2 separate regions of the Homo sapiens genome follow, and region 2 is linked to region 1. Evidence: chromatin loops called from intact Hi-C (ENCODE). Cell type or tissue: ovary. All regions are shown on one strand.

Region 1 (5,000 bases):
GAGATCATGTGACTTGCAGAATCGAGGTTTGAAATGGGGTCCCCTGGCCGCTAGTGCCTTTGGTATCATACCTTTCATTAGACGGACTCACCAGGAGCCTCCCATCAAACCAGGGGAGCATGTGCCCTGCTCCCCACCTGACCTAATGCAGTGCCCATTCCAACCCCAGCTGCCAGCCAGCCCCATTCATACTGGGCAGGGCGTGGAAAGAGCTGTAGAAGCAGCCCTGTCCTCTGGGTGTTGTGACTCTGAGAGGCACATGGAGAAGAGACCAGCAGGGGTGTTACAGAAACCATAGCAGGCAGTCAACACACACTCATCAGACCCACACCAAGGTTAGCCGCGTGCTACGTCCCCGTGTCTAGGCTGGGGATGGGGGCAGAGTGGGACAAGCTGATGGTTCTCCTCTGAGCAATCCAAGGAAGCTTCCTGGAGGAAGTAGGGCTCTGGGGAGGAGCGGCCTTAACTGGGGCACAGGGAGAGGCTGGTTTGACGTGTGGGAAGTAGCCTGGTGTGGTGGGGGGTGACGGGAGGGCTTGGACAGCTGGAGTTAGAGTCCCTCTCTCTACTCACTGTGCGGCGTTGGACAAGTTTGTTCATGTATCTGAAGCCTCTGTTTGCTCAGCAATAAAATGGGGACAATGAAAAACCTAATCTCACAGGGTTGGGGAAGAGCAAATAAGATACCACCTGTGAAAGGGCTTCTTAAGTCTGAAGGTGTTTTCAGTACGTACTGTGTGATTTTATTTATATAAAGTTCAAAAACAGGCGAAGTAATCTATGGTAATAGAAGCTGGGATAGCAGTTAGCCTTGGCAGGGGGCCTGAGAAAGGGCCTCTAGAATACTGATAATGCTCTATTTCGTGATCTGAGAGCTAGTTCTGTGGACATTCCTTGAGCTGCACACTTATGTGCACTTCTCTTTCTTTTTTTCCTTTGAGGCAGGTCTCACTCTGTCGCCCAGGCTGGAGTGCGGTGGCATGATCTCCATCTCCCGGGCTCAGGGTGATTCTCCCACCCTGGCACCCGCCCTCTCACCCCAGTAGCTGAGTCTACAGGCATGTACCACCATGCCCCACTAATTTTTTATATTTTTTCTTTCTAGAGACAGTGTTTCTCTATGTTGCCCCGGCTTGAACTTCTGGGCTCAAGCGATCCTCCCACCTCGGCCTCTCAAAGCCCTGGGATTACAGGTGTGAGCCGCTGTGCCCAGCCATGTGCACTTTTCTGTGTAAACAGTATACATCAATTCAAAAAGTTTGTTTTTAGGCCGGGCACAGTGGCTCATGCCTGTAATCCTAGCATTTTGGGAGGATGAGGTTGGTGGATCACTTGAGGTCAGGCGTTCAAGACCGGCCTGACCAACATGGTGAAACCCCATCTCCCCTAAAAATACAAAATTAACCAGGTGTGGTGGCACATGCCTGTAATCCAAGCTATTTGGGAGGCTGAGGCAGGAGAATCACTTGAACCTGGAAGGCGGAGGTTGCAGTGAGCCAGAGGTTGCAGTGAGCCAAGATTGCACCATTGCACTCCAGCCTGTGCAGCAAGAGTGAAACACCATCTCAAAAAAAAGAAAAAAAAAGTTCGTTTTTAAAGTGCTTATCACAGTCAGGTTATAAATGGCTAAAGGGCGGTCACTTGACAGTGTCCAAGAGGAAACCTGGAATGATGTTAATAGAAATAGTGGTTGAACACTTTAGGCAGAAGAAACATTTTCTCATTTAAACCTCAACAACTCACATTTTACAAGTGGGGAAACTCAGTGAGGTTGCAGAAGTTGCCCAAAGTCACACAGCCAGCCCGTGGCAGAGGGTCTGACCAGAGCCAGCACCCAGTCCTGGGGAACCTGGAGGATGCAAAGGCAGGTGGGGTTGCCCTGATCCCGCCTCGGCTTGCCGGGGCTTTGGCTTCTGGAGCTGCGTCATCTTTGTGGCTCTGCCCCTGCTGGGGTCCTGCCAGGCCTCAGCTTTCATGGAATGTGGAGAGCAGCCTCAGCTCCCTGCGGCCCCAGGGTGGAGATGCTTCCAGAGTGGGAGGAAGCAGGGGCGGGAGCTGGACAGCATCTGTCTGCAGGGTCTGCTGGGTGGGGACCCCGGAGCAGATGGTGTTTCACTCAGTTAAAACCCCTCAGGGCAGACCCCTGCCGGTGAGAGAGGGAGCATGGCAATGCTTATCCCAGCAGAGGAGGGGAGCAGGGAGCCGCTGCAAGTTCCCTCCTGCCTTCCTGGAGCCCGTGCTGGGGATTTATCTCCTCCCAGAGGCCTAACTGCGCCCCAGACACTCGCACCTGCATCCTCCAGGGGCGGGCTGGGGGCTGGGAGGAAGACGGGCATTCAGGTGCTTTTGTTACCTTTGTGATGTGGCTGAGCCAGACAGCCTCGCTCACACTAAGCCACCCCTGGCGTGTGGCCTTGTCTGGTGAGAGAGAGGTGGCATTGTGCTTGCATTTATATGCAGCTGGCAGAGCAGATACAGCCTCATTGTTGTCCAAGGTTTCCAATCAGGTGGGGAAAAAGAGGGCCTGGTGGTCCCACTCACGGGTGGAGGAAGAGGCTTCTTTACCAGCGGAACCAGCCTCACCTCCTCTGGGAGGCCTGCTCTGGTTAACCCCTTCAGCTGCTTTATCCTGGCCCTCAGCAGGGACACATGCGTTGTGAATAGAGTGAGCTCATCAACAAACAAGTCCTTTTATTTTATTTTATTTTTTTGAGACAGGGTCTCACTCTATTGCCCAGTGACGGGATTTGGGCTCACTGCAGCCTCGATCTCCCGGGCTCAGCCGGTCCTCCCACCTCAGCCTTTTGAGTAGCTGGGACCACAGGCATGGGCCACAATGCTCAGCTATTTTTTATTTTTTATTTTTGTATTTTTTGTGCAGACGTGGTTTCACCATGTTGCCTAGGCTGTTCTTGAACTGCTGAGCTCAAGCAGTCTGCCTGCCTCAACCTCCCAAAGTGCTGGGACTACAGGTGCCCGCCACCACGCCCGGCTAATTTTTTGTATTCTTAATAGAGATGGGGTTTCACAGTGTTAGCCAGGATGGTCTTGATCTCCTGACCTCATGATCTGCCCGCCTTGGCCTCCCAAAGTGCTGGGATTACAGGCATGAGCCACCAAGCCCGACCCTATAATTTTTTTATATTAAGTCTGTCTGAAATATGTTGGTCCTGTCACCCCTGTTTGACTGGAGGCTGGCTGAGGGCAGGGACTATGGGGGACCCTTCTTTCCTCTGAGCCTGTCTTAGGGAACCCATCTGTATTAGTCTGTTTTCATGCTGCTGATAAAGACATATCAGAGACTGGGTAACTTATACAGGAAAAAGGGGTTAATGAAGTTACAGTTCCACGTGGCTGGGGAGGCCTCACAATCATGGCGGAAGGCAAAGAGGAGCAAGTCACATCTTACATGAATGGCAGCAGGCAAAGAGAGAGCTTGTGCAGGGAAACTGCCCCTCATAAAACCATCAGATCTTGTGAGACCCATGAGATCTCTCATGAGATGCTAGCATGAGAACAACACGGGAAAGACCTGCCTCCATGATTCAATGACCTCCCACCAGTTTCCTCCCACGACACATGGGAACTGTGGGAGTTGCAATTCAAGATGAGATTTGGGTGGGGGCACAGCCAAACCACATCACCATCTATTGAGCATGTGCCCATCTACAGCACTTTAGTTTCCCAGGGTAGCTTTGGCTCCCTGCCTCAGGACCTTTGCACATGCTGTTCACTCTGCCTGCAACTCCTCCTTCCACCTCCTCTCCTTCTCTTGCTTCACTACTCCTTATCCATTCCTCTTCCAGGAAGCCCTTTCCTGACGCCTCCCTGAGCCTGCATAACCCCCCACCCCGACCCTCATGTGCTCTTGCAGCCCCAACCCTCGTTCCCTTTGGAGCACTCCCACCTTGCATTGTAACCTACAACTTACATTGTAGCACTGAGCTGTGGGAGGCCAGGCATCAAGTCACCACATCCACTTCTGTGCCACACTTTAACACAGTGTCTGGCTTACAGGAGGATCTTGCCAAATATTTGTTGAAAGAAGCAAAGCGATCGAGCACCAAAGAGAGGAGCAAGCCCAGCCGCTGTGCCCATCGACATTAGAGGGATTGCCCTTGGCTGTGACCTCCTCCACCTTAGTCTGAGCCCCTAGCAGTTACTACAGGGACGAGCCTAGAGCCCAGCCTGGGCACCAGTGACCACATCTGTTTTGCACAGCGCTGGGTTCCTGACATCTGCACAGAGATGCAGCCTAATAGTGTCTCTTAGATGTCCTTGGATAGTCACACATGTAAGTTCCCTGTCGGGAGTGGTGGGGGAAGTGGGAAAAGTGCTGTCTGTCACTTATCCTTCTGTGAAACAAGGTGGAGATGATTTCAATGTATCCCTTGACTCCTGATAGGGAGTAGCCTCTCTCGCAACCTGCCTTTCCCACCTCAACCACCATCCCCGCTGTGTGCAAGTACACTTGCTTTTAGGTGCTTTCACATCCAGCATCTCATTTAATCTCTCCAACAAAGGTGCTTTCACATCCAGCATCTCATTTAATCTCTCCAGCAACCCTGGGAGGCAGCTGCTGTTGACCTGTTTTATAGATGAGGAGACAGAAGTTCAGAGTGGTTAAACTGGCATGCCCCGAGTCACACAGCTGGTAAGCAGTAGAGCTAGGATCCCGTTCTCCTTTTTCTAGCATTACAGCTCCACTTGCCCTTCCTTCCTGGTGGCTCAGTGGCCTGCTTAGGAGTAAGGGTGCCCCAAGTGTGAGTCCTATGAGGCCCCATGTTCTTGCTTAATGCCTGAGAGTCCCTGACCTTGGAAATGCCTGTGTGCCAACCACAAGGTGCGGGTGTGGAGAAACGTCTGCCTTTGACAAATAGCCCTGTGGTCCCAGGACATGTAGGGCTAATTCAAGTGCAAACAGTGTATTAGTATTTATTACTCATGCTCCACTGCTAATAAAATTTGAGTTTAAAAAATAATGGTGAGCAAATGAATCG
Region 2 (5,000 bases), 580 kb after region 1:
CTAAATTCTCCTAGCTGTAGAACACATTGTGTTTTAACCAACTTTTGTTTGATTCTGATGGAAAGCTGTAGTGAAAATTAGGAAATCCAGGTCTCACTGGGGTGTGGTTTCTGCTGCAGAGACACAACCCGGGACCTGCATGCATCTTTAGCGTTGGGTCCTAGTTTTCAGCGCTTTATTTGATGCAGAGGGGATACCTTTCCTTTACGCATACCACTCTCACTGATCCTAAATAATTACTTGACAGTTTGAATGATCTCATTACACTTCCAGACTGGCTTCTTCTGGGCATCTAATTTGTTCATGAAGTGTTGAACTTCGGAGGACCTGCCAGCATTCAGGGGATTTCAGCCCGACTCAGCACTGTTGATGTTGTTATGTGAATTTGTTCTATGACGGTTTTGATGGTCTTGGGATTAGCCACTAAACACACCTGGTGTTCTGTTTACTCTGGCAAGCTGGGGATTTTTTTTTCATTTTCTTTTTAAAATTCCAGGATGAATTATTCATCATTCCTTAGAATTTGGGTCTCTTTCATCTTCGCACTTGTACAGCACCAAGGTGAGTACTACAGAATTCCATAAAGCTCTCAGTTAGCATGCTCTTGAATTGATAAAGAGACACTTTTATTGGAACCACAATTGTAAGGGCAGGTGCATGTGTGTCTACAGATACAAGAGAAAAATGTAATTAAATTCTATTATCAAGGGTAAAATTCATTAACTTTAAATGAGGTTTACTTATATTCCCACTTTTTTCTTATTTAACTTCAAATACTATTTGTATGTACCAGCTTGCCCTGTGCTAGTGGAGTAGATCTTTAAAATTACGCAAAATTATTTCCATTAAAAGTAGATAAGATAGGGGTATGTGCACTTCATGTCTGATCACTGATTTCCATTAAGGCATTTAATTTGTGGTGGAGACTTTAAAGAATCTACTTATTTCGGCCAAAAACTAGGAAATTACAATAGCATTGATGTCAGTGGTTTGTGTATCAGTGACCTTTTACGTGGCCCTCAAATCTAAAACTTAAATAAGACAATTTTTCCCCTCAGTGATTCCTTCTTTTTCTCTGTGTAGCACTGCCCTGGGTAAGTGAAAGGCCACATATGTCTTTTTTCTACTGTTGTTTTGGATTTTAGACAAAGACGGGGCGGTCTACGTAGATTTTAACTTTTTATGGCTAAAATTCTAAGGCACCTTTCTTTACCTTGCGAGTTTGTCTAGTTCAAGTGGCACATGAGTACAAGTCTGAGATGAACACGTCAAGCCCCTGTGCAGTGCTAATATTTTTCCAGAATTGGTGAATTTAAGCAGTTAAACCATAGTGTGAAACCCCACGGGAATGAAAGAGGGCCCTTGACTTCAACCTCCTACCCCAGCTCCAAGAAAGTACATTTTATTTGGTGGGAAAAAAAAAATCCTGGAAACATAGCTATGTTTATTGTGAAATTCTCAGCTTAGGGCAAGCATGGATAGGGATATTCTTTCTTTTAGCAACTCTGATGTTATTGATAGGCCATGCTGCTAACAGTTTTATATATATATATAAAAATAATAATGGCTTCTGCAGTGTTAATTACCGTAGTTTAAACCTACGCCCTTGTGTTTAGCACCCTCTTTTTCATTTGACAAGTATTATTTACCATATTAGATATTCTTAATGTTTGTATCCTTCTTAAAATTAAAAATATTTAACAGTCCGTTCTTTCCTATTCAAAATTGTGAACTAATTAGGATCACCCACGAAGAGAAGAATCTTGCAAACTGCCTCACCTTTGCAGCAGAAGAGGAAGTTAGGGTCATTCTCCCTGGCCATGGTTTTCCGTCTCCTCCATGCGGTATTATGGGTTTTCCATTCCCTAGGCAGATTGGCCAATCAGTGCAGCCCAAAATACCAATTAATCTTTCCATACAGATGATGATAATTCAGTGTGAATTTGAGCCCTCATTCATACTTGGGCATGACTCCTAAAAAGTTCCCCATGAAGGATAAATCCATGCCAGGACATAATTTGTTACTGTTAACTTCAGAAATAAGTACCTGTGTATAATACTGTAGTAGAGATTATAAAGATTTTTTTTAATTAGTACTTCCAGGAATTTTTAATTTGTTACTATTATGTAAATAGAAATGTTAGAAGACCCCTTTTCACCTGCTGGTTGTGACATTAAATACAGCTCATGGGCCCAGAGTGCCTATGACCCGACACAGCGCCTCCTACAGCCTCAAATTCGGGCTGCTTCTCAGCAACTTCTGGGGTTTGGACGATGCATATACACGAATGACCAGATTAGTTTTGCTGCTCTCCTTGGATGTCAGCCCCTGGAAAGAAATTAGCCCTCCGTTGAGGCATAACTCCTCTTGCTCCCTGCTTCAGAACTGGAGAGCTGGCTCTTGGCCTGGTGCAACAGGCCTGCTTTCTGGCCGCTTTGCACTCCTCTCTTTTACATGAGCTGTTGTCTGTTCACCAAAAGCCTCCCAAAGGAGCAAAGACAGTCCTTGGCCGGTTGCTCCCCAGCCTATTGCTTCCATCAGCACAGAGCAGGGACTTTCCCAAGTAGAAGGCCCGACATGAGAATGGGGGTGTCGGCATCTCATAGCAGCAAGCAGGTACCTCAAGAAGTGTGGCCGATGCCCAGCATGGTCTTGCCCCTGCCCCCGAGAATGAGAAATTTAAAGAAAGGAAAAAAGGGAGAAAACGATAGTGTCCTATTGTCTTATATTCATTCAGGAGAAGAAAGGACAGAGGCAAAGAAAAGTAACACCCAAAATGTAGATTATTTCACAGATGCTATTGGACTTGATCCTCAGTGATGCAGACCCTAGGGAACTTGTCTCATTTCTCCCACAAAACTGAGCCACATCTTGCAACAGTATGGACGGGAAACCTGGGAGCAGCAAGCCAGGAGAGGAGGTGACCCTGTCACAGCGGGATGCAGTGTGTGTTTGTGTGATGGCTCTCCAGTGACCAGGAGGACCAATCAGAGCCCTGCAATTCATTCTCTCCAAAGAGTTCTCAAGGACCCAACCCTCTGACCCCGGAGGATCTCATGTCTGTCTTTTGTAAAAAAGGAGTTGGGCAAAGAGCCTCTTGCAGGGCCGCCCTCAATCAAGGTCATTCATGGGCCAATTGCTACAAATCCTCTCCTCCCACTTTTGTCTCAGTTCCCACTGTTGTTTATTTCCTTCTGGGATCTGGGATTTTCTCCAATTGTGCAGCAAGAGGGAGGGAACTCCTTTCAGGAAAACACACGATAGTGGAATTCTTGAGCTAGAACAGGAGCTTCAAAACTGTGGCCATGCCAGACCTAGAGGCTGCCTCTCAGTATCCAGAAAGCTCAAGGTTTCCAGGGAAATTTCACAAATTTCCAGCCAGCTGTAGCCATAGATATCACCAAGATGCATGAAAGTGCAAGAACATGCACAAAGTGCTTTCTCCTATGGAGAAACAATGTCACTCCCATTTTCCCGTTTCCCAGAGCAGAAGATACTGCGCTGTGTATGGCCTAGGTTTAGGATGAATGACAGGGCAGTATGACTTGCATTCAGCTTGCAAGCCCTACTGAAAGAAGCTGGCTTCAGTAGGTAGGAGAGATGTAGATTGCCAAACGGCAGAGGGAGCTGCCATCTATCTAACCATCATCTCTCTTGACAGCTCAGCCCAGGGAGCTCATGTATCCATTTTGGCAGAATGACACCAAAACCCCTAAAGTAGATGATGGAAGCTCATCTGAGATTAAGTTGGCCATCCCAGTTTTCTTCTTTGGCGTTCCTTACCGCACTGTCTATGTAAGTGGAGAAGCAGCCCATCTGTTGTTCTCTGGCCCTCCCTTTTGTTTGTCATTAAGAAAAGCATTTTAAGTATCCTCTTCCAGAGCTCTGGGAAGGGAGGATTTATTGGCAGCCAAAACGACAAGTTCTGAGATTTCATGAGCTGATAGGTTTTATGAATAAGAAAGTCAAAGGTATATTTAATGGCTAATGTTCATAGTGGAGGAGTATACAGGGCAATAAATTGCTTTTGTCAGTGATTAAACATAGAAGTGAAGCAGAAGCCCCAATGCCATGAATGTTATTTCTGCTACTCAACGAGATAAAAAGATACAATGAACCACAGTAGGAGCAATATCATTTTTCTTTCCCTTCTGGGGGTGTGAAAAGTTTAGGCATCTGCTGTTCTTGGGCTTCCTACCAATTTGAAGCAGAGTCGGAACACAGTAGGGGGGTAATCAACTATTATATCAAAGTTGTTTGCAGAATTGGCCACCCTCAATATGGGTCTGTAGATAGGCCAGAGGGTCTCATCGCCCAACCCACACTAAGAAATGGTCCCATTTGTGATCAGAGCTCTCCTAGGCACCTGTGTTCTCAGGTTTTTGTTTTTGGTTTTTTGGATCATTGGGTTTGCTGCTAGCGAAACTGTGGCACATGAAGAGGAAGATTCAGAGCAGCCGAGCCTGGCTTTATTGTTGGCCTTAAAGAACTGGGTGAGGGATTATACCACACCCCTGGAGGAAGAATGCAACCCTAAGCATGTCCACCTCTGGCCATCTCTACGTCTGGGACCTCTCTCTTCCCCAACTTTTGATTTATGGCTCCGGGATGATTCCCGCTAGAAAAGAGTTCACTATTCCATTACCTAACGGTGGTCCCTGAACCTGCAGAAGCAGCGTCACACAGGCACTCATTAGCAATGTCATTTCTCAGGTCCCACCCCACACCTACTGAGTCAGAAACTCTGGGAGGAGGAGCCAGTAATCTGTGTTTTAATGAGTCCTCCAAGTGGTTCTGATGCCCACAAAAGTTTGAGAACCACTGATCTCAACCATAGGATATAATCAAGACACACGTGAGTCATCACCAGCTTCCTCTGCCAGTCTGTGTGTTTTAATTACACCTGTTGTTCCCTAGCAAACACTTCATTCTGACATCCTGAAACGCCTTTTATACTCTATTCACGGCAGGGCCTCCCTAGTCTGTCTTTGTAATAGCT

What was found. Peaks named below come from ENCODE experiments on the same cell type or tissue, not always from the same donor. Only the 100,000 strongest peaks of a DNase experiment are listed, where the experiment ranks them.
Region 2: a loop joins it to region 1, with 6 times the contacts of the local background. A loop is called at or near these places in 59 of 110 quality-filtered maps.

Annotation. Positions count from the first base shown.
Region 1 is chr11:120,525,283-120,530,282 of GRCh38, forward strand. The region is part of intron 1 of GRIK4 (glutamate ionotropic receptor kainate type subunit 4); the gene reads left to right. Among named protein-coding and RNA genes, the nearest start is that of GRIK4, 16 kb to the left of the region's middle. In ovary, no CTCF peak of the experiment used is centred here; a DNase peak (open chromatin) is centred at 1,984.
Region 2 is chr11:121,102,169-121,107,168 of GRCh38, forward strand. TBCEL-TECTA (TBCEL-TECTA readthrough) reads left to right here. Exons shown (of 30, transcript NM_001378761.1): 8 at 497-561; 9 at 3,663-3,796. It overlaps TECTA (tectorin alpha), which reads left to right. Exons shown (of 24, transcript NM_005422.4): 2 at 497-561; 3 at 3,663-3,796. The coding sequence starts at 498. Among named protein-coding and RNA genes, the nearest start is that of TECTA, 3.4 kb to the left of the region's middle. In ovary, no CTCF peak of the experiment used is centred here; DNase peaks (open chromatin) are centred at 2,533, 2,954 and 3,287; H3K27ac peaks cover 1,043 bases.